Linked DNA regions of Homo sapiens: region 1 is linked to region 2. A link is an interaction called in ENCODE POLR2A ChIA-PET data of the cell type or tissue named here. Cell type or tissue: GM12878. All regions are shown on one strand. Each heading gives the region's core, and the rest is flanking DNA. Links, peaks and the distances in the headings are about the cores only.

Region 1 (15,586 bases), core at 4,683-12,682, 93 kb after region 2:
ATAGTACCACTACTAATAATTTAAAGTGTACAAAGAACCACTCTAGGCCAGGCACGGTGGCTCACACCTGTAATCCCAGCACTTTGGGAGGCCAAGGTGGGCAGATCATGAGGTCAAGAGTTCAAGACCAGCCTGGACAACATGGTGAAACCCTGTCTCTACTAAAAATACAAAAATAAGCCGGGCATGGTGGTAGTCTCCTATAATCCCAGCTACTCGGGAGGCTGAGGCAGGAGAATTGGTTGAACCCGGGAGGCGGAGGTTGCAGTGAGCCAAGACTGAGCCACTGCACTCCAGCCTGGGTGACAGATCAAGACTCCATCTCAAAAAAATAAAAAAATAATAAAAAAAAACACTCTGTGTAGCATGCTATCTTTATTATTTTAGTTTAGTGAACATAAAATCTAAAAGGCTTACAAAAGTTTACTTAAAATCTTGGCCTACCTCACCCTATTTTTCCAATGAGGTTTTAAGTTTTTCAGTCTTCAGTTGTTGCCTGCAGTGGCATTTCCAGGAGGATAAGTATTGACCTCTCTTCCTTGATTCTTGAGTGGTGTAAGAACACACATCTCAGCTGGGTGGCTCACACCTGTAATCCTAACACTTTGGGAGGCCGTTGGCATGAAGATTGCTTGATCCCAGGAGTAAGAGACTAGCCTGGGCAACATAGGAAGACCTCATCTCTACAAAAAAATTTAAAAATTATCTCGGTGTGGTGGCTCGTGCCTATAGTCCCAGCTGCTCAGGAGGCTGAGGTAGGAGGATCACTTGAGCCCAGGAGGTTGAGGCTGCAGTGAGCTGTGATCATGCCACTGCACTCCAGCCTGGGCAATAGCATGAGACCTTGTCTCAAAAAACAAACAAAAAGAAAACACATTCCACTTTTGGATGCACATGGGCAGCAGTCGAAGGCGGGCAGCAGTCGAAGGCAAGCAGCAGTGGTTGTGTGTGCCTCAGAAAAAAATGTAGCCCTTAGAACTGCCCAGCACCTTGCCAGGCACAGTGGCTCATGCCTGAACTTTGTGAGGCCAAGGCGGGTGGATTGCCTGAGCCCAGGAGTTTGAGACAAGCCTGGGCAACATGGTGAAACCCCATCTCTACTAAAATACAAAAAAGTATCTGGGCCTTGCTGCGTGCACCTATAATCCCAGCTACTCCTGATGCTGAGGCCAGAGAATCGCTTGAAACCAGGAGGCAGAGGTTGCATGAAACCAGGAGGCAGAGGTTGCAGCGAGCCAAGATCGTACCACAGCACTCCAGCCTGGGTGCCAGAGTGAGAGTCTGTCTCCAAAACAAACAAACAAAATTTGCCCAGGCAGGGCTTAAGAGTATTGGTAGAAATGCAGTTTGAGGCTGGGCGTGGTGGCTTACGCCTGTAATCCCAGCACTTTGGGAGGCCAAGGTGGGCAGACTACCTGGGTCGGGAGTTCAAGACCATCCTGGCCAACATGGTGAAACCCTGTCTCTACTAAAATACAAAAATTAGCCATCAATGGTGGGCGCCTGTAATCCCAGCTACTCAGGGGCTGAGGCAGGAGACTCGCTTGAAACCAGGAGGCAGAGGCTGCAGTGAGCCGAGATCATGCCACTGCACTCCAGCCTGGGCGACAGAGCAAGACTCCGTCTCAAAAAAAAAAAAAAAAAGAGAAAAGAAAAAAGAAATGCAGTTTGAAACTTTACATCTGTCCTGCCAAGTAGAAAATTCCTTGAGTTGAACAGGCTATAGAGATGGTGGCACTGGGCCGGGTGCGATGGCTCACGCCTGTACTCCCAGCACTTTGGGAGGCCGAGACGGGTGGATAATTTGAGGTCAGGACTTCGAGACCAGCCTGGCCAACGTGGTGAAACCCCATCTCTACTAAAAATACAAAAATTAGCTGGGCATGGTGGCGTGTGCCTGTAATCCCAGCTACTCTGGAGGCTGAGGCACAAGAATCACTTGAATCCAAGTGGATCACTTAAGGTGAAGAGTTCGAGACCAGCCTGGCCAACATGGTGAAACCTCGTCTCTAGTAAAAATACAAAAATAAGCCAGGCACGGTGATGCACGCCTATAATCCCAGCTACTCAGGAGGCTGAGACACAAGAATCGCTTGAACCCGGGAGGCAGAGGCTGCAGTGAGACGAGATGGCACCAGTGCACTCCAGCCTGGGCGACAGAGCGAGACTCTGTCTCCAAAAAGAAAGAAAAATATTGTGGCACTGGGGCATCAACTTGATTGAACGTCCAGAGGATTATAGTCTGCTGTATATGGCCATCCTTGGTTTTACCAGTTTTTCAGAGCTCAGTCTGGGGAAAAGAAAAAAAAAATTATACTTCCCCTAAGAAGTAACTGATATCTGGAGCCAACTTTGCAAGTAAGTAGAATACATTCTGAATTTTATTTGAATCTCAAGAATTAAAATATTACTTTGAAAATCATTTGTCACAAACTGTCAGAATAATTAAGAAACTACTTAGAGCAAAGAATGAGGAAACATAGCTTGAAAGTTAGATCCCTTCCCTAATAAAAAAAGCTACTTAGCTTTATACCCAAACTAAGGCATTGCAGAAGAAAATATTTGCAATATCATTATTTAGCATTCTGAATAATTAATAAATTGGGCTGTTTTCTTTTGGCAGGATGGGAAGCACAAAATGCAAGAGGAAAATGTTAAACTAAAAAAGCCCCTGGAAGAAAGCCACAGGTGTTTGTTAATCAAGTATTAACTAAGATGTAAAGTTATTCTGGGGTGGTGGGAAGGAGGGAGTTCTTTATATACATTGGCATTGACACCGACCAGACACTGACTTATAATATTAATATGCCAGGAAGACATTTGAAGTGGAAGTTAATAATAAAACGTATAACATGTATTAAACCAAACCCATTAGGCCATTTCAGAGGAAAGAAGGATGATCAGGCTGTCCTCTCTTCCCTGATTAATTCCCAAGCTCAGATTATCACTTAAGAGGTTATTTCCCACCTTTACTGAATTGGTATCCCAGGAAAATAAAGTATAAGTCATACATAGCATTTCTTAACTTCTTAAATATATTTGAGTATGACTTGTTTCTACCTCTGTGCTAAATTTCAAATAAGTGGCTGGGCGCAGTGGCTCACGCCTGTAATCCCAGTACTTTGGGAGGCCGAGGCAGGTGGATCACCTGAGATTAGAAGTTCGAGACCAGCCTGCCAACATGGTGAAACCCGGTCTCTACTAACGATACAAAATTAGTCGGGTCTGGTGGTACCTGCCTGTAATCCCAACTACTTGGGAGGCCGAGGCAGGAGAATCACTTGAACTCAGGAGGCAGAGGTTGCAGTGAGCCAAGATAGCGCCACTGCACTCCAGCCTGGGCAATACAGTGAGACTCTGTCTCAAATAAAAAAAAAAGTTCAAATAAGTACTCTGATTTCTCTTATGTCTCATCTCTCATTTTTCCTTTATCTTGAGAATCTCAAACAGCTTAACTTCATTCCTTTATCCTAACTCTGTCTGATTTGCTCATGATGAAGAGCATAGGATAGTTTCAAGGAAGCTGACTTTTTATAGTTATTTTAGCAGGTTAGAAATATAATTAAATATTACATAGTGCCACTGCATTAAAAAGTGAAGGAGGTCCAGTTACATGACATTCTGGAAAAGACAAAACTATGGAGACAAAAAAAAAAAAAAAAAATCAGTGGTTGCCAGTGGTAAGAGAAGGAAGGAACGAACCGGTGGAGCACAGAGGATTTTTAGGGCAGTGGACTACTCTGTATGATACTATGATGGTGGATACATGTCATTATACATTTGACCACACTATAGACTAGACACCACCAAGAGTGAACCTTAATGTAAACTATAGACTCTGGGTGATGATGTTGTGTCAGTGTAGGCTCATCAGTTGTAACAAATGTACCACTCTGGTGCAGCATGTTGACAAAGAGGCCAGGGATGGGGCAGGAAGCATGTGGGAAGTCTCTGTACTTTCTACTCAATTTGACTGTGAACCTAACTGCTCTAAACATAAAGGTCTACTTTAAAAGGTGGAGGAAGAGGTTAGTGATGAGGAATGATACCACAGTGAGGTTTTGAGAGAACTATACAGCTGTCCCTAGCCAGGCTTCGTCACCTTAAGAATGAGGTAGTGTGTCATCTGGAGCAAAAGTAGCTGCTGGAGAAGAGAAAACACACAGTCCAATAGTAAGCTAATTATGCAGGTGCTTGGCCTAAATGTCCCTTTCTGGCCTTGCTCCCAAAGAGCATGGTTTGATCCAGAGCTAACTTTAAACTATCACCCATCTCACATTACAGAATGGCATAAGCAAAGAGAAGGGAACTAGAAGGGCCATAAAATTAACCTGGGCTTCCAGGTGCCTTTCAGGGTCAGCCTCGTTCCAAACTAAAATCAAATCATTTACTTGAGCAACCAGGAGTGTCTTAAATGCCAACTTCTGATTTAGGTCCTGAGAATATGGAACAGTGCTTCCTTATATCTGAATTGTGCTCTGCAACTTAGAATTTGTTTCACATTTATTATCTCCTTATGATTCAGTATTCCTTACAAAAGTACCTAATGCAACTTTACAGATGAGAAAACTGAGAAGCAGAGAGGCTGGGTGACTTATCCAAGTTGCCTCTGTTTATCATGTCTACTGTTTTTAAGTCCTTTGGCTCTGCACTACCTATTAGCAACTTCCAGGACTTATTCTGGCCATAGCTGCAATCGTTAGACATACCAGGCTTCCTGGGATTATGATGGCAAGGAACATCGGAAAACCTGGTCACCCCATGGTGTATGTCTGGTGGTCACACTGCTACTCAAGTGAAAAGAATAAGAACCATTGCAATCTGTAGTGCATTTTCCCTGTAACCGAGAGCGGGCTTTGCTTCACCTCTCATTTAGGCTCTAGTCCATGCTGGAACATCGGAGTTAGCTCAGCTTAGTCCCTCATGAAGAAATATTTCAACCTGAATGGGTTTTCTGGTGACAGTCTCATTCATTTCCCCTTCTTGGGTTAATTTGCTAAAGCTCACATCTTAAGAATATTTGGGACTGATACACAACATGTGATAATGGATAATGGATAGATTTCCATAATATCAAATAGAAAAAAAGCTACTAAAATATATGGCCAGTGAACCATTGGAGTTTTACACATTGGGAAACATAAATGCTAACTATTTTGATAGCAAAAAGGAATGTAAAATATAACTTCAAATCTATTTTTAAATGGGAACCCTTATATAATAAGTCAAGGGTCAGATTCTAGTGATTCATTTTAAGAAGCAAAGTTTCCTCTCCTTGGAGGTCAAAATTAATAATTATGTTGTTCTAAGTAATATAAAAGACCTACAGTATTTCTTGTTTGAAAAAAATGTTTGTATTCTGAGCTTTTTATTGAAATGATATAAATGAAAATACATGAAGTTCCTATTTGTCACAATTTTTTACTTCTCCATTGTAGGCTGCAACCCCACCCTATGGATGAACAGGTAACAGAGCCTCCTGTTTCAAAACATCTTGTATGAATTATGAAGTTGGTTGTACCGTGCCTAGCCAGCAAATAAGGTAGCATGGGCGGAAGATGAGTGAATACAGTGTGCCATCCTTCTAACAATACCCTGAACAAATATGTATTGCCTGAAGCTCACACAGGAAGTAGCACAGCTTTGAGCAGTTTACTAAGTAAACATCAGTTCTCACCTATTTTAAATTATCCCTGACATAAGATCTAGGAGAGCTCACTTTATGTCCCTTTCCTCTAGTTTTTCCTTACATAAAATGGAGAGAAAAAAGATGTTTTGATCACTTAGAAATAAGCTAACATAAATGATTGTAAAACACTTTGTTAATCTAATAGTATATGATAAGCCCATGAGAAAGACAGTGAATGCTACTGTGTCTGAGTCACCCTGTCATTTACCTCTTAGGTTATAAAATAAAATAAGTCCTACTGCTTTCCTTTTTTTTTTTTTAAATGGAGATAAGGTCTTACTCACATTGCCCAAGCTGGGGTGCAGTGGACGATCTCAGCTCACTGAAGCCTCAACTTCCCGAGCTTAGGCAGTCCTCCCACTTCTGCCTCCCGAGTAGCTAGGGCTGCAGAGATTAGGTTTCACCGTGTTGCCCAGGCTGGTCTCAAACTCCTGGGCTCAAGTGATCTTCCCGCCTTGGCCTCCCAAAGTGCTGGGATTACAGGTGTGAGCTTCCATGCCCTATGCTTGCCATTCTTTTTTTCCTTTTTTTTTTGAGACAGAGTCTCACTCTGTCACCCAGGGTGGAGTGTTGTGGCACAATCTCAGCTCACTGCAACCTCCGCCTCCCAGGTTCAAGTGATTCCCCTGCCTCAGCCTCCCGAGTAGCTGGGATTACAGGCGCCCACCACCATGTCCAACTTTTTTTTTTTTTAATATATATATTTTTGGTAGAGATGGAGTTTTGCCATGTTGGCCAGGCTGGTCTTGAACTCCTGACCTCAAGTGATCTACCTGCCTTGGCCTCCCAAAGTGCTGGCATTACAGGCGTGAGCCACCAGGCCCAGTCCCCAGTGCTTTCCATTCTTGATGGTAGAGTGAACAAGAGGAATGGGATAGTGTTAAAACTTTTTACTCTATACTTGCATGTGTTTGAATTTTCTTTTTAGAAATCATGTTATTATAAAAATTAAGAGCTGGAAGCATAATGATAGGATTATCCGAGTTGTATTATGGTGGTAGGACTACCTATTTATAATTGGTTTAGTTTCCAGATAGTCTATAGTGTGATTATATTAATATTGTAGGTAAAAAATGCATATTCTGAAAGTACTAATATTTCTGGCACTAAGAAAAACTAACCAGCTCCCTGTGTGGTTTAGGATCAGCTGCTGCTCTCTGAAAAGCCACAGTTGTGTCAGCTATGCCAGGAAGACGGCAGCCTAACAAAGGTAACTGTGATGAGAAACGGACAGGCTTTTCATAGGGATGTCTACAGCAGCCCCCAGTCCCTCCCCAGGAGTAACAGGGACTTTCCCGCATAGAGTGCAGAGTGCATGCAGAGTGCTGGGAGTGGGGTGAAAAGCAAAAGGGGCAAGCATTTACTGGGTACCTGTTTTTTCAGTCATAATAATTCATGTCAGAAAATTCCCATTAAAATAAACATAAATAGCCAGGCGCGGTGACTCACGCCTGTAATCCCAGCATTTTGGGAGGCCGAGGCGGGCCGATCACAAGGTCAGGAGTTCAAGACCAGCCTGATCAACATGGTAAAACCCCGTCTGTACTAAAAATACAAAAAAAAAAAAAAAAAAAAATAGCCGGGCGTGGTGGCCTGTAATCCCAGCTACTCAGGTTGCTGAGGCAGGAGAATCGCTTGAACCCGGGAGGCGGAGGTTGCAGTGAGCCAAGATCACACCATTGCACTCCAGCCTGGGCAACAGAGCGAGACTCTGTCTAAAAATAAGTAAATAAATAAACAAACAAAAATAATTATGTAATAAAGCAAATAAGCAGATAGAAATGTATAAGTAAATATTGAGTGCCTGCTGTGTAGAATGTGCTGGAGAAAGAGTAATGAACAAAGTAGACCAAGTCTCTGTTCTTGTCAAGCTTATGTCCTTCATAGCTGTCATTTTATAGATGAAGAACGTTGAACATCTAATGCTAACTACATTTCCCAAAATTAAGTCATAAGTGATGAAGCCCAGCTTCCAACCTAGCTTTCGCTCCAAAGTCCACAGTCCTTTCAGCACTTTATCCTGCTCAGAACAGGATATGAGCTCTCCCTGCTAGACCACTTGTTTTCCACCCGATCCTCAAGGGTGCCTGCCTGAGCATCTTCCCAGTTTGTTATCCTAGAGTAGGCAGAGTTAAGGAAGTATTCAGAAAGAATGAGTGCCCTTGATAGCTGGAACTGTGTCTTGTTCACAGAATCCCCCAGCATCTAATATGGTACCCAATCCATAGTAGATCCTCAAGAAAAGTTATGTACAAATGAGTGTATGAAACACATGCTTGGAAGAGATACAGGAAACAGGCTCAAATTCTGGATCACAACCTGCATAGCACCATCTGTGATCATGCAAAATTTTAATAAATTATAATATGACCTAGTCTTAAATTCACAGAATCAGATAACAAATGAACTGCCCTTATAGAACTGGAAGTTACAATTATAGAAATATGTTACAAAGTAGAACAAACTGTTAATTCTGGCTTTCCTCTTCTAAGCCATGCAATATTAGCTTCTGTATGTCAGACAAAAATTCTTCTTAGGCTTTCAGATAAAAGCAACCCCCTACTCCTCTCAACCTCAGGAAGATGAATTATTTGGGATGAAGGTAGCACTTCATGGGAGAAATTATTCTTTACAGCTTTTTATATAGGACCCTTGGAGCTTTGTGTATACCACCCTATCACAGCCTTACTGCTGACATTGCTATAGTGACTTCTTGCTCTCTGTGCTTGACCATTAAAGATGCAAAACATTTAGGAAAACAAAATAATTTCCCTATGAACAAGATGCAGGAAGCTGTGCTCCTGCTGCATTGATAACCCAGTGGATGTGCTTACAGAGCACCAGAGACCACAGGAAAGCATAAAGCACATCAGTGTATTTATTAGGAATTATACTTTCAGTTCATACTCTGGACATTTTTAAATCTTAGCCTGTTCACTCAATCCATTGCTCTTTCACTGCCTTATTTGGAGTATGCGCAGGTACTTGCAAACTAATTTTAAAACTAACCTACCTCAAAGTGAGTATGGGGAACAGATGTGTGAAGGATATTCTAAAGATAAGTGACTTGTATGTTACCTGTTTTTATTTTTAACTCTATGGCACTGCTTCTTTTCATTTAAATCTAAAAACTAGACGGTGAACTTTTTTGTAGATTGGGCCTGTGTTCAGATACTACCTGGCACATAGTAAACATTCAGTCATTGTTTGATTAGGCATTGAGCATTTGCCATATTTGGCTTTTTATATCCCATGAATCCTTATGCCTTGCTCATCTTCTATTCCCCGCCTAACCTCCTCTTCTCATAGAATGTGTGTAAGAACTGCAGCGGAACCTTCTGTGATGCCTGTTCAACAAATGAACTGCCTCTTCCTTCAAGTATCAAGCTTGAGCGAGTTTGCAATCCCTGTCACAAGCATCTGATGAAGCAATATTCTACCAGCCCATCATAAGACTGGAGGCCAAGACCTGGACCAAAACGTTTATGCAGGCTCCTCTGTACCTGTGTTTTAGCTGTCAGGATCTCATAGAGCCCAGTTCTTAGAGTCAACTAAAGAGTTGATAGGAATTTACTAGGTCCAGGGAGAAAAGGCAGTGGTTGGGGTTACTGGAAATTTTGCTCATTTTCTCTAATGACTGTATGAATAAAAGTGAACTTACTTGAGCCTTTCTCTTCTAAATCTAAACAACCTGATATTGAAGGTTTGCTTTATAGCATATCTTTGGAAAGGCAACTCATTTTTATGATTAGTGATACTGGGGTGGATTTAATAGGAGAGAGAATCCAGGCAGATAAGAATAAAAAGGAAAATGATCATCTCCTTCTATAGCATTTGCAGATTCAAGGGGGAGAGGTAGATGCTGAGATCAAAATGACAGTTGTTACTTATTTTTCCAGGTGCTGTTAGTATAAACATTGTTTCCTCTTCACCCCTGCTAACTACCTCTTTAAAGTATTTCTACCAAACTGTGAACCCAATCTCAGGGAAAAGAAATTAAAAAGTAATATAAATTCTGCATATATTAAAAACAATATTGTAATATGTTATAATTTCAGGACCAGAATTTTCTGGTCTTTACCTACAAGGGTTTTCATTATCAAAAAAAAGAACATTTGTTTTTCTACTTTATGACTTCAAAGTAAATAACTGCCCTTTTCAGAATCTCCTTCCACAAAACAAGCCAACTCTTCCCCATTCCCTCCATCTTCCTTTCCAAGTCATAATGGAAATTGTAAGGAGTTTTAAAAATAGGGTTTGGCTTTTGCAAATAGAAGATATTGATTAAAGCAAAGTCAAATATAGAGTAAAATAAGTTTAATTTGTTTTCTTAAGACAGGGTCTTGCTCTGTTGCACAAGCTGGAGGGCAGTAGTGCAATCACAGCTCACTGAATCCCTGTTCTCCCGGGCCTCAAGCAATCTTCCCACCTTAGCCTCCCAAGTAGCTGGGACTGGCTTTTTTTTTTTTTTTTTGGCCGGGGAGGGGGTCTCATTGGTTGCTCAGCCTGGTCTCAAACTCCTGGGCTTAAGCAGTCCTCCCACCTTGACTTCCACAGTGCCGAGATTACAGGCATGAGCCACCACACCTGGCCAAGTTTAATTTGTTCATGGCTGAGAACAGTTAGCTCGGAATACTTACATTGTTTTTTGAATAAGGAATTCCTTATTCTGAGTGAGTCACGAATGAGAGCTGATAGATGCTTTCTTGAAAAGGGCAATACAGTCATCCCTTGGTATCCATGGGGGATTGGTTCCAGGAACCCAACTTGATATCAGAATCCATGGGTGCTCAAGTCCCATTATAGAGAATGGGTTATATGGTATTTGCATATAACCTACATACATCCTCCTGTGTACTTTAAATCATCTGAAGATGATTACTTATACCTAATAAAATACCTACACATCACTTCATTTGCATGGATTCAACATAGTGCTTGGTGTTCAGTAAATTCAAGTTTTGCTTTTTTGGAACTTTGTGGAATTTTTCTTTTTCTGAATATTTTTGATTGGCAGTTGGTTGAAGCCATGGATGCAGAACCCATGGATATGGAGGGCTGACTGTACTTACTTACATATCTATCTATCTTTGAGTAACAAACTCTTTGGGGGAAAAGAGGGAAGTGTATTGAGCAAGAGAAGGCAAAAAACATTACATAATATTTTGATTCTGTTACGTGTGTCTATAGATTGTTTCATTCTAATCAAGACCTAAGAAGGTATGATTCTGTGACTGATTTAGAATTCTGGGGTGGAAATATCCTGGAACCATGTTTTTTAATAAATTCTGTCTCTTGGAAAGAGTTAACAACAGCCTGGGAAAGAGTTGTTATTCCAAAAGTCAGCCTGTTACTTGGTGAAGCTGAAGTTTAAGAGTTCTGGGGAAAAATAAAATCTAGTAATTCCAGCCTAGTTTGTTGATTGATGATTGTCTTTTTTTTTACCCTAAATAACAACATTTCTTTTTTGAATCTTCACTCTCATTTTTTGGCCACCTACATGAGCTAGCACTCTTTTAGGTGCTATACATGATGTGGGGCACAAAAATGGACTACAGGAGTGTTGCCCTAAATTAGAAAGTTATTTTATAACTAATTTTAAATTAATTTGAAAAGATCTTTGTAACACAATATAAGGAGGAACAGTCACTTGATACTTTACTTAGAATTACACATAAATATTAGCCTTAAAAAAATTTAGGCTGGGCGCGGTGGCTCACATCTGTAATCCCAGCACTTTGGGAGGCCAAGGCAGGCAGATCACGTGAGGTCAGGAGTTCGAGACCAACCCGGCCAATGTGGTGAAGCCCCATCTCCACTAAAATAAATTAACTAACTAACTAAATAAATAAGTAAATGCAAAAATTAGCCAGGTGTGGTGGTGTGCACCTGTAATCCCAGCTACTGGGGAGGCTGAAACAGGAGAATCATTTGAACCCAGGACGGAGGTTGCAGTGAGCCGAGATCACACCACTGCACTTCTGCCTGGGCAACAGAGTGAGATTCCATCTCAAAAAAAAAAAAAAAATTTACAACGTCCCAAAGATCTTTAGTTACAGTGCAGCCTCCCATAAAAGCAAGGAGACCAAGTCATGAATACCTTGACTTAATGGTATGCCTATCTGTCTTCCTTTACAATTGTGCTTTTCACCATTTACAATAGTATAAACTGAACCAAAGAGGCAAAGACTTGTACATTGAAAACTTCAAAATGTTGCCATACAAAATGAAGACATAAAAGTATGTTTTTCACCAGGCACGGTGGCCCGCACCTGTAATCCCAGCACTTTGGGAGGCCAAGAAAAAAAAGTATCATATTTTCATGGAGTCAAAGACTTAATAAATATTGTTAAGATGTCAATACTACCCAGAGTAATCTACAGATTCAATAGTCCCTATGAAAATCCCAACATTTCTGCAGAAATAGAAAAATCAATCCTAAAATTCATACAGAATGTCAAGAGACCCCCCCCCCCGATACTCAAAATAATCTTGAAAAAGAACAAAGTTGGAAGTCTTCACTTACTGATCTCAAAATTTAACACAAAACTACAGTAACCAACAGTATGGTACTGGCATAAAAATTAGCATATAAACCAATGGAATAGAATAAAGAGCCTAGAAGTAAATCTTTACACATATAGTCAGATTTTTGACAGGGGTGCCAAGACCATTCAGTGGAGAAAATAGGGTCCTTTCAACAAATGGTGTTGGGAAAACTGGATATCTACATACAAAAAAAAGTTGGACCCTTACACCATATACAAATATTAACTTAAAATCCATCAAGAACTAGCTCCATCCACTAAGGTTGGAAGAAAAAAGAGAGCTAGAATCATTAAACTCTTTAAAAAAGAAGAAAAAGAATTATTGGCCCCGTGTGGTGGTGCATGCCTGCAATCCCAGCACTTTGGGAGGCCGAGGCAGGTGTATCACCTGAGGTCAGGAGTTGGAGACCAGCCTGGCCAACATGGTGAAACCCCGTCTCTACTAAAAATACAAAAATTAGCCAGGTGTGGTGGTGGGCACCTGTAATCCCAGCTACTCAGGCGGCTGAGGCAGGAGAATTGCGTGAATGTGGGAGGCGGAGGTTGTAGTGAGCCGCGATTGCGCTATTGTACTCCAGCCTGAGCGACGGAGCAAGAAAAGACAGAAAAAAGCAGCCTGTCTTTTTTTTCAATCTCAAAAAGAAAAAAAAAAATGGAAAAGCTTCATGACATTGGATTTAGCAGTAATTTCCTGGGTATGACCAAAAGCACAGGCAACAAAAGGAAAAACAGATTGGACTTCAGCAAAATTAAAAATTTGTGCATCAAGGGACACTATCAGCAGAATGAAAAGGCAACCCAAGGAATGGGCGAAAACATTTGCAAATAAATCCTGCAACAATAAAAAGCCTGAAAAAAATGAGCAAAGTACTTGAATAGACACTTCTTGCAAAAAGATATAGAAATGTCCAATAAGTACAGAAAAGCTCAACATCAGTAATCACTGGGGAAGTGTACAAATCAAAACCACAATGAGATACCACTTTATAAACCTATTAAGGTGGCTATTATCAAAAAAGCAGAACAAGTGTTGACAAGGACATAGAGAAGCTGGAACCCATGTATACAGTTGGTGGGAATGTAAAATGGTACAGCAGTATGGTGATTTCTTAAAAAAGAAAAAAAAACAATTAGCATATATAATCCAGCAAATCCATTTCTGGGTATATACCCCAAAGAATTCAAAGCAGGAACTTATACAGATACTTGTACACCAGTGTTTACAGCCCTATTATTCAAAATAGCTGAAAGGTAGAGACAACCCAGGTATCCATCAATGGATGAATGGGTAAACAAAATTTGGTATATGCATACGATTGAATATTATTCAGCTTTAAGAACAAATTCTGACACATGCTACAACATAGATGAAACTTAAGGACATGATAAGTGAAATAAGCCAGTCATACATAGGACAAATATTGTATGACTCCATTTACACTAAGTACCTAGAATAGTCAAAGCATAAAGTAAAATGATGGTTCCCAGGGGCTTAAGGAAGAGCAGAATGGGGAGTCAGTGTTTAATAGGTACAGTTTGTGTTGGAGGAAGATGAAAAATTCTGGTGACAGATGGTGGTAATGGTTGCACAGCAATGTGAATGCACTTAATGCCACAGAAATGTACGCTTACAAATGGTTAAAACAGCAAGTTTTATGTATATTTTACTAGTTTAAAAAAAATTGTGTTTTCCGGAAGGATTCAGAAAGTAATTACAATTATGTGTGTCTATTTGGGTTATTACACAGGCATATATCTCTGTTCACTGAGAGGGCCTAGCAGCAGACATGCCAGCAGCAACGGGTACATCCAATGCCCAGATCTTGTTTTCTAATACCATTCTCCAAGAAAAGGAATCAGGGCTCCCTAGAGAAATGGCTGATTCTGGGTCTAGGGCATCTTGTAGTGCCAGAAAGTAAAGAAGTGTTCCACAAACAAGGATGTAGGCATGTGAAAGGGACACAGGAGCCAACTGATAGAATGCCCAATGGCCAAAGATGAAACAAATCTCAGCAACAAAGTAAATAATGCACCTTAGGATTATAACCCAAAGGATAAAGTAAGTACCCATGAGTCCATGTGTGTATATGACCTGATGGAGCGGTAGCATCTCTCCTATACAGAAAAAGCCCAAATAATTATGTAGATACCCCCCGCCCCTCACCACTTCAAGGAGATAGAGCTTAACTCTCCACCTTTCGAGTATGGATTGTGCTTAGTAACTTGCTTTAAGAGTACAATATGTAAAGAAGAAAAAAAATTTATAGTAACCTGGCAAACACTATCTTGGCCAGGTGATCAAAATTTGTATTAATATAATGAGTGATAAGCCCTATTAAAAATATGCACCCTTGATGTGATGAAAATGCCCCTTTGTGGTCTTCCTCCTAAGACCAGAAGGAAAACAATCAGAAAACCTCACCTTACGAACATTCTACAAAACCAGCTAGTACCCCTTAACACTGTCATGGTCATCAAAAACAAGTCTGGGATCCTTCTGTAGTTCATAAGCGTGACGACTGGGCTTTCACACTTCTGTGTGAGATGTGCCTCCTTCACACCTTGTTACATCAGGACATTACCCATCTGACGTGAAAAAAGTTAAAAAGGTTGGGAATCTGAAGTCATTAAAAACAAAAACATCTGAGGTGGTTAAAGAGACATAACTGAATGTAATTGTGGGATCCTGGAATGAAAATAATATTTGGAAAAAAACTAAAGATCTGAACTGTGGGATTTAGTTAATAGTAATGTATCAAATTTGGTTCCTTAGTTGTGACAAATATCCTGCAGTAATGTAGGATACTAACAATAGGTATACAGGTGGGTGAGGCGTATACAGGAACTCTGTACTCTTTTTGCAATGTCTCTGTAGATCTAAAACTTTGTTTTTTTTTTGAGATGGAGTGTCACTCTGTCGCCCAGGCTGGAGTGCAATGGCGCAATCTCGGCTCACTGCAACCTCTGCCTCCCGGGTTCGAGCAATTCTCCTGCCTCAGCCTCCTTAGTAGCTAGGATTACAGGCACGCATCACCATGCCCGGCTAATTTTTTGTATTTTTAGTAGAGATGGGGTGTCACCATGTTGGTCAGGGTGGTCTCAAACTCCTGACCTCATGATCCGCCCGACTCAGCCTCCCAAAGTGCTGGGATTACAGGTACGAGCCACCACACCCAGTGATCTAAAACTACTCTAAAATAAAGTTTATATATTAAAAAATTGTGCTTTCATACTCAAAGCAAGTATAGGTCTAACCCTATAGAACCTGACTGAACTCATCCCTAAATGCAGTTTGAGTTCTTACTTATTTCCAAATAGACTCCAAGTTTTGCAAGGTTGATAAGCAGAT
Region 2 (15,586 bases), core at 2,730-10,729:
CATGCTGTAAGCGCCAAATACTTTGCTGTATGAGTTCTGGAAAGGGAGACAGAAACTTGCCTGAAGCGATGAGGGAAGGACCTTTCCCACCATACACCCTATATTTTTAAAGCACAAGTACAAATCTTTTAGCTGCTCTGCCCTGCCAAGAAACCCTGACTCACCTTTTCTGCCCCGATCCATCTCCTAGGAAAAGATAATATTTATTGATTATTTCCTATGTGCATGTGTTGTGATAATCATGGTTAATAAGTTTGTGTGCGCCAAACTGAATGCCACTTTTTCAGATGCGGAAGCTCGATTTATCCCAAGTAACAGCTTAAGAGAAGGAATGCAGTTGACCCAGATTGCTTTTCTGCTAAACCCATGCTCTTTAAATCTAACAAGAGATCCAAAACTGTGATGGTGGGTGACAGGTTAACAGGAAGGGTCTATGTGATTCAGCTGGAGGTTGCCCAGTGTTCACACCTCCTTATTACTTACTGAGTAATAAGTCAGTGGGCAGACACTGACCATTGACTGTCTTAGTGAAGCCATAGTTTGTGTGTTGGAGTGGTCTGCACTAATGTGCAGATGGATTGTCAGCTCATGGCAGAAGTGAGTCTTCCTATACAGAGGAGGCAAAGATAAGAATCTTCTCAAGGAGACTTTGCTTTTGTTTTCTGAGGAATCCTTCTACTTTGTACTTTAAACACCGCCTCTTTTTTTGTTTGCACCAAAAATGTTTTCTTTCTGTGTAATCTACATATTAAGCATGCTACTATAGAAAGAAGACTGTCATTTCTCTGTAACAGTTATGGTACAAGGTTTGATGTAGAGGAACTTTTCAACTATTGAACAGTATCAATTGTGGGAATTACCTGAATTTCAGTTGACTGGACTCCCTCATTGTTAAAGGTTATCTTTATGTTATTAATTATTGTAGAAAATAACAGTATTTTGTTACTCTTATCAGTTAATACTGTTGCTTAAGCATGATCAAGATCGGGACTAGAGGACTTAAAGCTAAAGTTTCATGAGCGTGATCTCAGTCTCTACCTTAGGATACTAGCAAATGTATGGTGTTTTTTTGTTTTTGAGACGGAGTCTCGCTCTGTCGCCCAGGCTGGAGTGCAGTGGCATGACCTCTGCTCACTGCAACCTCCGCCTCCCGATTTCAAACGATTCTCCTGCCTCAGCCTCCTGAGTAGCTGGGATTACAGGCACCTACCATTTTTAGTATTTTTAGTAGAGACGAGGTTTCACCATGTTGGCCAGGCTGTTATCGAACTCCTGACCTCAAATGATCCACTTACCTCAGCCTCCCAAAGTGCTGGGATTACAGGGGTGAGCCGCCGTGCCCAGGCGGTATGGTGTTTTTTGTTACCACGTAAGTTCTAATATTTCCTCATGGTCTTTATTTTTGAAATAGTTTATTGATGTGTATGTGTTCAGAAAAGTTACTGGGAATATATACGTGTCCCACTTCCTCTGCTTTTAAAGATTAGTCACTGAGAACATTTCATATTAGCAAAAAAAAAAAAATCACTATTACATGTTTTATTTAAATATAAAATTGATTCAAAATAGTTTTTTGTTTTGGACTGAGTTTTTGTTTTTACCTGTTACATTTATATGTGCTTTAGAACGTAAGCATACTTACAGAAAGGAACACTCTAGATATGAATAAAAAGTTCCTTGTTACCCTGCAGAGTCAATGGAATATTGCTTTCTGTAATGTATCTGGATATCAGAACTTTGATTCTCTTGACTACTCATTTAAGAAATTAGAGACCAGGCCAGGTGCTGGTGGCTCACACCTGTAATCCCAGCCCTTTGGGAGACTAAGGTGAAGGATCACTTGAGTCCAGAAGTTCAGGGCTGCAGTAAGCTGTGACTGCACCATTGCACTCCTGCCTGAGCAACAGAACGAAACCCTGTTTTTAAAAAAATAAAAATAAAATACATGAACACTTGAGACCAAACAGTTTTTGTTTTTTTATTTTGTGTTTTTGAGACAGTCTCACTCTGTGCTCAGGCTAGAGTGCAGCAGTACAATCTGGGCTGACTGCAACCTCTTCCTTCCAGGTTCAAGAGATTCTCCTGCCTCAGCCTCCCAAGTAGTTGGGATTACAGGTGCGCACCACCACCCCAGCTATTTTTTTTTTTGTATTTTAGTAGAGACCATGTTGGCCAGGCTGCTCTCGAACTAGACTCAAGTGATCCACCCTCCTCGGCCTCACAAGTGATGGGATTACAGGTGTAAGCCACCACACCTGGCCCCAAACAGTTTTTAAAAGACTTCTTAATTACGAGAATGGTACATGGACTCAACCTCAATGCCTAGTGAATATTACGATGACTGGCATCTGCCTCTTTAGCAACCCAATTTTTAACTCTCAGTAATGTATTTGCTAAAAGTATATAAAATATTATAGCTTTGAAAGACTGTGTATTAAGGTGGTATTATCTTTTTATTTTAGAAATCTTGAGTGTACTTAGAGGTTTTAAAAATTAAATTTTACATTTGAGTTCAGAAGCTCTGTTTTTAAATAACAGTGCTGAAGAATAGCAAAAATGTGTGAGACTGGAACGGTGGCTCAAGCCTGCAATCCCAGCACTTTGGGAGGCCTAGGCAGGAGTATCACTTGAGCCCAGGAATTGGAGACCAGCCTGTACATAAGCAGACTCTGTCTCTACAAAAAAAAAATTTTTTAAATTAAAAATAAGTTAGCTGGGTATGGTGGCACATGCCTCTGGTGCCAACTACTCAGGAGTCTGAGGTGGGAGGATGGCATGAGTCTGGGAAGTTGAGGATGCAGTGAGTCGTGATCACACCACTGTATTCCAGTCATGGTAATAGAGCGAGATGCTGTTTCAAAAAAAAGTTTGTAAATAGAAGGTAGCCTAAACTTTTCAGGGTTTGTCACATGAATTGTTTTGTTCCAAAATCTTGCAGGATATAATATCCATGAAATCAATCTGCTTCAATGCAGTGTGAAAGGAGACTTCTGATGTGCCTTGTTGAGGATTATGTCTCTTTCTGAGTCTTTGAGTGCTGGTAATCTGCTAGGTTTTTATACTTCTAACTTTAAATCTCATAAAACTCTCTGCCATGCCTTTTAAAATTTGATTTTATAAATGTACAAGTAATACATGAATCTATGCTCATTGTTTAAATGTTTCATAATACATAAGTACAGTTACAAAGTGAACTTTCCTCTTTGTGGACCTCCAGCACCCTCTCCCCGGTTCCTTATTGGAGGATGCCCACTTTTGAGTTTGGGGAGTTTTCATCCTGAACTTTTTCATGCATTTACAGACATGTATGTTTTTATATTTCGTGGTGGCTTTATCCTCTTGGTGTATGTATGACCTTCCATGCCAGTTTCTCAGCAACTACAATTTGTAAGGAGGATCTGCTTGCAGGCCATGGTGTAATACTTTTAATGCTTTCCTTTTCCATCCTGCCGTTAGAGATCGTCTTGTGAATGGACAGGATAGACAAAAGATGGCTTCCCTTTAGTGTTGGTTGGAAGAGTCACCCTGCTGTTTGCACAGTTAACAGCTTCTATTTAGTTATTCTTTTCTCCTTCCAACTCCCACAACTACGGCAAACATTGTTCAAGGCAATGCTATGCAAATAGCCCACATCCTTGCCCTTGTCTTTTCTCTCCCAGTTAAGGCAGTGTCCAAAAAAGTGTCCCACTCACCAAGTAGCAGCTTTCTGTATTTTTAAGTGCTGTTTTGAGATAGGAGGAAGGCTAGAAGAGGAATAGAAGAAAAAGAATCTTGAAAAGGACTGGCAGCGTTACTATGACTACCCACTACAAAGTTGAGTATACTTAACAGCGAGTGCCATGATTAAGCCCCGGATAGTGCAGAGAATGAGGTACCTAGAAGCCTTTGTCTCTGACAGATGCACTTGAAAAATCCATTGTATGGGGAAGGAGGTTCGAAATATACATGTAAACCCAGGAATTAGTGTTTAAGGGGAGAAAATTTATGCTTGCAGTTTCATTAACATATATACACACACAAGTATACAGATATGTATATATCATATATATTGCATGCATGCATGTATGTATGTGTAGATTGTATATGTGTTTGTGTAAAATATATATATTTTAGTTTTTCCTCTGTGGACATTTCTGTTATTGTCTCTCTTCTTTTTTAATTGTTTAGTAGTACTCTAGAAAACAGTAAAGGTCGGGTGCGGTGGCTCACGCCTGTAATCCCATCACTTTGGGAGGCCAAGGCAGGCGGATCACCTGAGGTCGGGAGTTCGAGACCAACCTGACCAACATGGAGAAACCCTGTCTCTACTAAAAATACAAAATTAGCTGGGCATGGTGACGCACACCTGTGATCCCAGCTACTCAGGAGTTTGAGGCAGGAGAATCACTTGAACCCGGGAGGTAGAGGTTGTGGTGAGCCGAGATTGCGCCATTGTACTCCAGCCTGGGCAACAAGAGTGAAACTCCATCTCAAAAAACAAAAAAAAAGAAAAAGAAAACAGTATACCTGGTCAGGAATTGAACACATGTTTTTTGTTTTATTTATTAAAATTTTTAATTTATATAAAGAGATATGTCAATGGGCCAGGCATGGTGGCTCATGCCTGTAATCCCAGCACTTTGGGAGGCCAAGGCAGGCGGATCACTTGAGGTCAGGAGTTCAAGACCAGCCTGGCCAACATGGTGAAACCCCGTCTCTACTAAAAATACAAAAAAATTAGCCAGGTATGGTAGTGCACGCCTGTAATCCCAGCTACTGGGGAAGCTGAGGCAGGAGAACCGCTTGAACCCAGGAGGCAGAGGTTACAGTGAGCCAAGATCCGCCACTACACTCCAGCCTGGGCCACAGAGCAAGACTCCGTCTGGAAAAAAAAAAAAAAAAAAAAAAAAAAAGAAGTATGTCAAAGAAGAGCCAAAGTGAAAATAAACAATTTTTTTAAAAAAGAGATGAGGTCTCACTGTGTTGCCCAGGCTGGTCTTGGACTCCTGGGCTCAGGTGATCCTCCTGCCTCGGCCTTCCAAAGTGCTGGGATTACAGGCATGAACCACCATGTCCGGCCTCAAGCACGTGTTAATCAGTTCACCTGCTGTATGCTTCTTTAAACTTTGAAAAGGCAAAAGTACTTTATTGTGTTTTGTAAACATAGAGGCGTCTGCCCAGGCTGGAACATATGAGGGAAATGGTCAAACTTTCAGAACCCCAAAAGATTGGGCATGGTTACCTTCATACTAGTAGTTTTGGAAACAGCAGAGTGATGTGTGACTTTTTAAAACACAGATTTTCGGTATTTTCAATGTAGATCAGTGTCCTCATTTACCATTCTGTGATTCATAAATCTGTTAGCCCTCTGCTCTTTTCCAACCCTGTTAAGAAGGCAGAGAGCCATTTTCTGATCCATTAAGTGCCTTTTGTCAAATAGTAGATAAAAAGCACCCACCCACATACAAACCTCAGAAATGTAGCATCTTTCCAAGGATGTGTAACTGCCAGAGATCTGGAGTTTAGGTGTTCAGTGTCTTGGTGCAGTTGGCTCCTTCCACACACAGCTGACATGACCTTGGACCTCCTGAGCTACTGAGGGACAGGTAGCTGGGTCATGCCCCCGTTTCCTTCCTCACGACTAAACACTCTGCTTGCCTTCCTGATTCTGCCTTTGTGAGCAGGGCTCCCTGAACTCTCACAGTTTGTCTTCCCAGCCAATTCTCCCCTTCTTTTCTGCCACCACCTTTTTGTTGCACCTATTCTTCTGGCCTGGCATTATCAAAAAGTCAAATCACGCTTTTTATTGACAGAACAACAATTTCAGAATATCAGATGTAATCTTTGAGTCTTTCTTTGGTTGCTCCCCTTCTGATAATCATAGACTCATTCTTTGTAGACAGAGTTTTCTTTTTTCTTCCCATCTTAGTTTTATTCTGGACACTAGAGAGTCCTAAAAGGCTCTTCATTATATAACAATTTTTTTTTGTAGTTCTGAAACCCAAACAATTACCAATAAAAGATGTGACTGTAAGATAATACTACTACTAGTGGCCACCATTTGTGGGATATTTTTGTGTGCCGTGCAGAGAGCTAGAAACTTCACATGTAATAGTACTTAGCACTTTTTTGAACTGAAGCCAGGGAATGAATTCATATTCCTCAATAGTCAGCCTTCAAAGCGCATGTTCTTAATCACTGTACGTTCCCTCACCACCAAGGTCTTAAAGAAGCTGGTTTGAGTGGAGAGCAGTAAAGGTTGCTGGGTAGGAGGGATAGCAGAGGAAAGGTGGCAAAGAAAGCAACTTTGGGGACTAAAAGACAAGTATTGGCCTCAAAACATATTCACTTGACTATATTCTGTCTTGTATCTTTTCCCTTTTTTAAAATTTTTCATAGAAATCTACATGTTTAAGAGGTAGGATTTTATCAAGAAGCTAAGAGACCATATTTTTCTAGTATGGGCTATAGATAGTAAAAAGTCTAGATGTATGATGATGGAAGTGTAGCAGAATAAACTGGATGAAATAATTTTTTTGTTGGCAATATTTTTCAAAATTCCTTAAATAATTAAAAGAACTAACTAAAAAATGGGCTGCCCCTTTATCATTGCACAATAGGCAACCTGTAGCCAACATAAATAAAAGTAGAATCCCATTTTTGATGAATTTTACAGGACATCACACCTATTACATGTCTACTCAATCCTTACTAATTTTGAAACACACTCCCTACTTTGTGAAGTGGCTCAGGTTATGAGCTGTAGAATTTGTTGTGGGAAGTCAGTAGCACACCGTAAGCATTAAAAAATTGGTTTGAAATTGTGTGAAAGGAAATTTTTTTTTGTTTTGTTTGCTTTTTTGAGATGGAGTTTCACTTTTGTTGCCCAGTTTGGAGTGCGATGGGGCAATCTTGCCTCACAGCAACCTCTGCTTCCCGGGTTTAGCTGATTCTCCTGCCTCAGTCTCCTGAGTAGCAGGGACTATGGGCATGCACCACCACACCCACCTAATTTTTGTATTTTAGTAGAGACGGGGTTTTGCCATGTTGGCCAGGCTGGTCTTGAATTCCTGACCTCAAGGGATCCGCCCGCCCCAACCTCCCAAAGTGTTGGGATTACAGGCGTGAGCCACCATGCCTGGCCAGGAAATGTTTTTAGAGTTACAAAGCAAAGCAGTGGTACTTGAGAAGGTAAGTAGCAATATGGCCATGCCCCCTACTGTATTTGAATAATTGTGAAAAGGTTCATAGTCTCCCTAAAACTTCTCAAGGCTGCTGGCCAAGGTGGCATTCCCTCTCTTTGCAAAGCCTTTTTTATCTGACATGCTCCCTACCGACCGGACAAGATACTCAGCTTTGTCAGAGGGAGTGGTGGGGCGGGGGTGGGAAAGTTTGGAAGAAAGGTGTGGGAACCTTATGATGTGTAGGAAAGGAGAGCCTGGCAGGCCAAGACAGCAAAAAGCAGGTGGAAAGCTGAAGTCGTTGTAGCATGTCGCCTTTTAGAGTGTGATTCTTCTAACTTCAGAGTCTGTTTAGGGACTCTCCACAGACATTTATCTACTTCTGCTGTCTTTTTTATGAACTTAGGAAATCTGATCACTTGAGGTGAGAATGCTTGGTAAAATTCTGACCCATCTCTCTTCCTTCCTCAAAATCTGAGAGATACCACTGTAACCCTCTGCTCACATCTCCTTTTTACTTTCCTTTGCCTCTGTCCCATAAACGTTTATCCTTACTGACTTTCATTTTATGTGTTGATAGGGTTTTTCCAGAACTCTCAAAGGAGAAGCACTTATCATAGTGCAGTTATGGTGACATTTACTTACTGCTTACTTTGTGCCAAGTGCCATGCTAAGCATTTAACTCCGAAATGGTTAATATTATTATCCCCATTTTGTTAATGTAGAAATGGGCACAGAGAAGTAACTTGCCAAGGTTACTCAGCAGCTAGGTGGTGGACCTAGGATTCACTGTGAGCATGCTGACTCCAGAGTCCACATGCTATGTCACACTCTTTCATCACCTCCCGTAACTGGAATCAGGTCCTAGATTAGAGGCACGTCTTCAGGCAACCAGCCCTCTGGTTCCATATTCTACTCACTAATGCCCTATTTACTAAAAATGAGTAAATTAATGAAACTCAAGAGTCACCAATCTGATAGAAAAAATGGTTGTATATGTAAAAAACGCTGAATAGGTCCATTTATAACAGACATTAAGACTTTCCTAAACACCTAAAATTGTCTGTTTCTTGTCTATTGCCTTGTTCTTTCTTCTGCATCCCTAGCATATGGGAGGTACCCTGTACATGTTGAGTGAATGAATCTGTTATGTACATGTAATGAAGCCAGTGTTAGACTGACCTGTTTGTTGGGGCATAAATATGGTTTGATTTTATAGAATTTGGGGGTTTTCACAATTGAAGTGAAACATGAGGGTGGAAAAATGCCATTGCAAGGCTATATACATATCTATACCAGCAAGTATCTATTGAGAGTCTGGTATTTGGTAGGTACTATTTTGAGTAGATACGTAAGAGGTATGCAAAATGCATATTTCTTTGGTGGAGCTTCTGGTCTTTGTGGAGCTAGTTATTTAGTTTCATTTTACAACTGAGTAAATTGAGGCAAGAGGAGGATAAATTTCCCAAGGTCACCTACTAAGTTTTTGATAGCTTTACGTCTGTGTAAATTATTGCCTACAGCCACTGAGCCATGAAATCAGTTTTACTTTTCAGGGTAGAGGTTATTTTTAATCTTATGCTGGTTAATTTTAACAAGTGAAAAGATGATGCATTATAATACTCCTGGTAGTGTTTGTTTCTAACAAAGTAATGATAAATCAACTTTCTGAGTATATCAGTTTATAGTTGTTGTCAACTTTGGTTAATATCTATAAAGTGACACTGAGCCTATGAAGTGTATAAACTTAAAATTGAAGAAATCTTGGAATCAGAGGTAGACATAATAGATTGTGGTTCTGGGAAAGGAGGTGGGAGGGTGTACTGGAGCATGTGAAATAATCATGATCATTGAGTTGAATAATCATATAATTTAACAGAAACATCTGGGCTTTCCACCAATGTCATCATGATGATGATTCATCAAAGATACCCTTTCATGGCTGGATGCGGTGGCTCATGCCTGTAATCCCCCAGCACTTTGGGAGGCCGAGGCACGTGGATCTCTCGAGGTCAGGAGTTCAAGACCAGGCTGGCCAACATGGCGAAACCCTGTCTCTACTAAAAAAACAAAAGTTAGCCAGGTCCGGTGGTGTGTGCCCATAATCCCAGCTACTTGGGAGTCTGAGGCAGTGAGGCAGAAGAATCGCTTGAACCCGGGAGGCAGAGGTTGCAGTGAGCCGAGATCGTGCCACTGCACCCTAACCCGGGTGAGAGTAACACTATCTCCAAAAAAAAAAAAAAAAAAAAAAAAAGCTACCCTTTCATGCTAACAGCAACTAGTGAAATAGGGGGAAAATGAGATTTTTCTTCTTAAATTATGAAACTGTGATTCAGGAAGCTGCCAAACAGAACTTTGTGAGCTTTACAAATTTAGTTGCACAACTTGACAAATTTTAGGAAGAAGTTTCTATTCTGCATTATGAAAATCAGAAATAACCCAGATGCCTACCAACATGAAAATGAATCAGAAGACCAGGCACAGTGGCCAATGCCTGTAATCCCAGCACTTTGGGAGGCCAAGGCGGGCAGATCACGAGGTCAGGAGATCAAGACCATCCTGGCTAACCTGGTGAAACCCCATCTGTACTAAAAATATAAAAAATTAGCCAGGCATGAATGGCATACACCTGTAGTCCCAGCTACTTGGGAGGCTGAGGCAGGAGAATCACTTGAACCCGGCAGGTGGAGGTTGCAATGAGCCGAGATCGTGCCACTGCACTCCAGCCTGGGTGACAGAGTGAGACTCCATCTCAAAAAAAAAAAAGAAAATAAATCAGAATGTGTTTTTGTTATTGTTTTTTTGAGACGGAGTCTCTCTCTCTTGCCCAGGCTGGAGTGTGGTGGCATGACGTCGGCTCACTGTAACCTCCGCCTCCTGGCTTCAAGCAATTCTCCTGCTTCAGTCCCCTGAGTAGCTGGGATTACAGGCACGTACCACATTGCCTGGCTAATTTTTGTATTTTTACTAGAGACGGGGTTTCACCATGTTGGCCAGGCAGGACTTGATCTCCTGACCTCAAGTGGTCCACCTGCCTCAGCCTCCCGAAGTGCTGGGATTACAGACGTGAGCCGCCGCGCCCTGCCGAATCAGAAATTTTTTGTACATGCATTGGAACACTACCTTGTAATACAGCAGCCAAAAGGATAAACTACATATGCACACTACGGTTTGGATGAATCTTAGAAAATACAGCATTGAAGGCCAGGTGCGGTGGCTCATGCCTGTAATTCCAGCACTTTAGGAGGCCGAGATGGGCAGATCACCTGAGTTCAGGAATTCAAGACCAGCCTGGCCAAGATGGTGAAACCCCATCTCTACTAAAAATACAAAAATTAGCTGGGCATGGTGGCAGGTGCCTGTAATCCCAGCTACTCGGGAGTCTGAGACAGGAGAATTGCTTGAACCTGGGAGGGGACAGGTTGCAGTGAGCCAAGATCATGCCACTGCACTCCAGCCTGTATGACAAGAACAAAACTCTGTCTCAAAAAAAAAAAAAAAAGAAAAGAAAAGAAAAAATACGCATTGAGTGAAAGGCTTAGAAAGTTTTATAGAGCATGAAACACTTTCTATAAGAAAGTTGAAAAAAACTGAAACTAAACATATTGCTTAGACCTTCATATATTTGTGACAATATTTTTGAAATAAGATAATGATTTACACGAAATTCAGAAGGTTACCTTGAAATGAGAGGCAGGAGTTTAGAAGCAAGAAGGAGCACATAAGTACATATGTTGGTCCATTTCTCCAGTTGAGCAAGGGTTTCAGGGATATTGGTTATATTCTTTAAGGACTTAAAATTATACATTAAGTTTGCTATTTTTAAAAAGCGTACAATGCATCATTTTAGAAAGTGATTCCCCCCTTCATTTATCTTTTTCTATTTTGGAATTTATCAGGTGTTCTTAATGTGTCCAACTAGTATGTAAATGTGGAGGGAACTCAGAGACAGAGTGGTAGTAGGGTGAACCAAGTACATAGTGGAAGCATTTTATCTACCCTTTGTGAGCCCATGACAGAAAAGTCCATACTGGGTTCTCAGTTTGTCAGAATGTGCCCACTTACTAAAAGCCTGAACTTAATATGTAAGTTGGGGGGCCTAGAGGAAGGTATGGGTTGTGCAGCATTAAGGTGTAAAGTATGGAGGCTGATAAAAAAAATTTCTTCAAATCTTAAATTTGTTGAAACTCATCTTTAGGAAATTTCATGAAGAGACTTTGCGTGTGTGTGTGTGTGTTTGTGTGTGTGTGTTTTAAATGTCTTTTTATTTTCTCTGAATAAAATTTAACATCCGGGGATGAGGAAGAGTTAGGATAGAGTGCTGAAGTTGCAGAGTGTAGAAGGAACATGGACTTTGGAGGTATCTAGACAGAAGTAGCTTGGAGTAACAGATCTGCTACTCGCTAATTGTGTGATTCTGGGCCAGTTACGTGGCTGAACTTTGGTTTCATTGTGTATAAAGAGAAGGTATCAATCTCTGTTTTGCAGTGCTTTTGTGAAGACTTGACATGGTATTTTTTTTTTTTTTTTTTTTTTTTTTTGAGACAGAGTCTTACACTGTTGCCCAGGCTGGAGTGCAGTGGCGCGATCTTGGCTTACTGCAACCTCCGCCTCCCGGGTTCACGCCATTCTCCTGCCTCAGCCTCCTGAGTAGCTGGGATTACAGGCACCCACCACCATGCCCAGCTAATTTTTTTGTATTTTTAGTAGAGACGGGGTTTCACCGTGTTAGCCAGGATGGTCTCAATCTCCTGACCTCGTGATCTACCTGCCTCGGCCTCCCAAAGTGCTGGGATTACAGGCGTGAGCCACCGCACCCAGCCCTTTACATGGCATTTGTAAAGCACCTAACAGAAAATAGAAATTTAATAAATGATAGCTATTTTAGGTAATTTTTCCACAATATATAACAGAGACATTGAGCCTGTCAAGTTAACCTTTGTCTTATAGTAGCAGCCGAGTACAAATATCCTTTAAGAGGAATGTAACTTCTGACTTTGAAGTGTGACTCTTATTTGCTTTGAATCCATCATAATGTGGAAAATACAGACTGTTTAAGCAGCTAGAACGTAGTATTTTTTGGATCTTCATTTTGGATTTGAACTTCACACAGGCCTATTCTTTTAGGGCCACAGACTGAACTCCCACCCGCCTCACAACCATCTTACAAATAGGTGCCATTACTCACAAATGGGATCAAATGAGAAAATAGTTCAATACAGCTCATACAGTAATTACTCTGTATGTGAGAAAAAAAATCAAGGTTTGAATATCTTACTGATGGCTTAACTTTAACTTCATATTCAAAGCTAAGATGTTTACTTAGTAAAGACCAAAATGTAAAAACGGTACTAAGCAATATCTAAAATCTTTTTTTTTTTTCTTTGAGACGGAGTTTCACAGGCTGGAGTGCAGTGGTGCAATCTCACCTCACTGCAACCCCCGCCTCCCAGGTTCAAGCGATTCTCCTGCCTCAGCCTCCAGAGTAGCAGATTACAGGCATGTGCCACCACGCCCAGCTAATTTTGTATTTTTAGTAAAGATGGCGTTTCTCCATGTTGGTCAGGCTGGTCTTGAACTCCCGACTTCAGGTGACCCGCCTGCCTCAGCCTCCCACAGTACTGGGATGACAGGCATGAGCCACCGTGCCCGGCCGTAGAATTGTTTTTATAAGTTTCTACAAATAGCACTGTTTTCATAGTAACTTCTTTGCCTGTGAACAATGGATAACTGTTCGTGCTGAAGACTCAATGGTGTTTACCTAAAGAACAGCGTAGAAGTACAGTTTTTCTTGCCCACCCCCGGGTCTTATTTCTGAAATGGCTGCCAACACCTCAAACTGGTAGATCTGGGAAATTCAAGGATACCAATACAGGCATGTTTTTCTTTCCTTGCCAAAAACTTTAGTTGTTTTGGGCTTGCCTCTCTGTGTCCTCTACCTGGAGAGAGGCAGGGTGGGATGGATCTTCCGAAGGAATGTTAATCAAGTTTCTTGCTCACTAACCTTGATGTTCCTGTTGTGTTGGTATGTTGCAATCAATCTAGATCTGTTCAAGTTAGTAAATGCTTACTGGGGTGAAGAGATTGTTGTGGTTTGTGACAAGGCCAAATTCAGGTTTTGGACCCCAGACAATCACATGGCATTCGGATTTATTCATGTATTCCTTGTTCTGTTTTAAGAACATATCAGTGATCTAGAGTTTTGATATCACACATACAGATAGCTAGGGCTGTTTGGAGTTGTGGTTCCAGGAATGTCCCATGTAATTTGAAGGTTTTAATGACTACTTACTATGTTTTGAAGTATTGCATGATATAAAGTGAATCTATAAACTGTCCCCTTATTAATATATAATATGGGAATATTTTTGGCTAGAAAGGAATTGAACTGAATTAAATGAGAATGTGTTAAATGAAGGCTTGTGTTCAGTATTTGGATATGAAAATTCTGTTTCCTGGAAAAGGTGTTTCTGTCTTACTGCTGCGTGCCTAGTGCCTGGATCACTACCTGGCATGTGGAGCACCTCTTAGTGAATATCTGTTGAATGAATGAATGAATGAATGGCTCTGAGTCTAGATGTAGGGTAATGATGAGAGAGAATGAGATAGAAATAAAACCAGGAGTATTTTGCTTTCCTTAGTAACTTACTGATTTTCCCCAATTATAAATAAGCCTATATATATGCCTTCTTACATTGTACCAGTATACCCTCCTTCTTTTTTTTATTTTGAGACAGGGTAGAGTGCAGTGGTATGATCTCGGCTCACTGCAGCCTCTGCCTCCTGGCCTCACGTGATTCTTCCACCTCAGTCTCCCAAGTAGCTAGGACCACATGTGCGCGCAACCATACCTTGCTAATTTTTGTTTTTGTAGAGATGGAGTTTTGCCATGTTGCCCAGGCTGGTTTCAAACTCCTGAGCTCAAGCCATTCACCTGCCTCAGCCTCCCAAAGTGCTGGGATTACAGGCACATGCCACCACATCTGACTAATTTTTGTATTTTTAGTAGAGATGAGGTTTCACCATGTTGGCCAGGCTGGTCTCGAACTCCTGACCTCAGGTGATTTGCCCGCCTTGGCCTCCCAAAGTGCTGGTATTATAGGCATGAGCCACCGCGCCCAGCCATCCGCCCTGTCTTCGTAACAATATGAAAATGCCAGTTTCTCTACAGAATTTGATTATTAGCATTTTTTTCTTTCAGTTCAGTCTCAAATTATGATGAAGCATTTGAGATTTTAACAATATTCAAGGAGAATTTTTTTAGTTTTCAGAAATTAGGTAAATCAAGATGTCCCTCTGATAACAATCCCTAGAAAGGAATAGTCTCAGGTCATATTTCTTGAATTTGTATGTTCCTCCTTAAAATTGGAACCCTTCAATACAAAAACAAACAAACACTTTCTTTCAATTGTCCAAAACATTTTCAAAGAAAATTCTTATTCTTCTCTTTGTAATTTATGTAGTTCATAAAGCAAGTACCTGCCCTTTTGCTACCAAGGTATAAATGCCTCATTGGATAATATAGGGCCGTGTGTGTGTGTGTGTGTGTGTGTGTGTGTGTGTGTGTGTGTGTGTATTAAGAAAATATAATTGTCTTCAGTATCTTATCGAATGGGAGGATTTTAAAAATATAACATGGTTTAATCTGCTTAGAAACATATTTCATGCTTAAGGCTGGGCATGGTGGCTCACGCCTGTAATCCCAGCACTTTGGGAGGCTGAGGTGGGAGGATCATGAGGTCAGAAGTTCAAGACCAGCCTGGCCAAGATGGTGAAACCCCGTCTCTACTAAAAATACAAAAATTAGCTGGGCGTGGTGGTGGGTGCCTGTAATCCCAGCTACTCGGGAGGCTGAGGCAGAGAATTGCTTGGACCTGGGAGCTGAGATCACGCCACTGCACTCCAGCCTGGGCTACAGAGCAAGACTCTGTCTCAAAAAAGAAAAAAGAAAAAAAAAGAAACGTATTTTATGCTTAATACAGAAACTTGATAAATACAACAAAATCAAAAAGGGGGGAAATTGCCATTAATTGGGAAAGATTTTACTTTTTTAACTTGAAGTTTTTTTTTTGCATTTCTGCCTAACCTAAAAGGTCAGGTTTTTGTACCTTGGAGAAGGAAATTATAAATGCCCAAGAATAAGATATTTAAATTGAAAATCTACTTTAGCTTTTCTTTTTATCTTTTTGTTTTTTTTCCCTCTGAGAACCTCAATTTTTTATGCTTTAGCTTTTCTTAAAACATAACATTTAGCATAGTAAAGAATTTTAATAGCTATGTAGATAAGAATGAAAGAGGTGAATTATATGCTTGTTAAATTAATCTAACTGCCTCTTTTACCATCTTTACTATAGATTATTATCCGGTATTAATTGTCATCCTTTTATTCAGTCCTTGATCCCAAAGTAAGAAGAATTGATGAGGAT

The links. Peaks named below come from ENCODE experiments on the same cell type or tissue, not always from the same donor. Only the 100,000 strongest peaks of a DNase experiment are listed, where the experiment ranks them.
Region 1: POLR2A ChIA-PET joins it to region 2 with 5 read pairs; 3 of 35 experiments call an interaction of 5 or more read pairs at or near these places.

Annotation. Positions count from the first base shown.
Region 1 is chr4:70,797,518-70,813,103 of GRCh38, forward strand. It overlaps RUFY3 (RUN and FYVE domain containing 3), which reads left to right. Exons shown (of 18, transcript NM_001037442.4): 15 at 2,624-2,688; 16 at 5,439-5,466; 17 at 6,831-6,899; 18 at 8,999-11,102. The coding sequence ends at 9,142. It overlaps LOC124900900 (small nucleolar RNA U13), which reads left to right and starts at 14,729; the gene lies at 14,729-14,829. In GM12878, for the core only: no CTCF peak of the experiment used is centred there; no DNase peak of the experiment used is centred there.
Region 2 is chr4:70,706,200-70,721,785 of GRCh38, forward strand. It overlaps a transcript of RUFY3 not described here. Among named protein-coding and RNA genes, the nearest start is that of RUFY3, 8.0 kb to the right of the region's middle. In GM12878, for the core only: no CTCF peak of the experiment used is centred there; a DNase peak (open chromatin) is centred at 7,662; H3K4me3 peaks cover 2,228 bases; H3K27ac peaks cover 2,604 bases.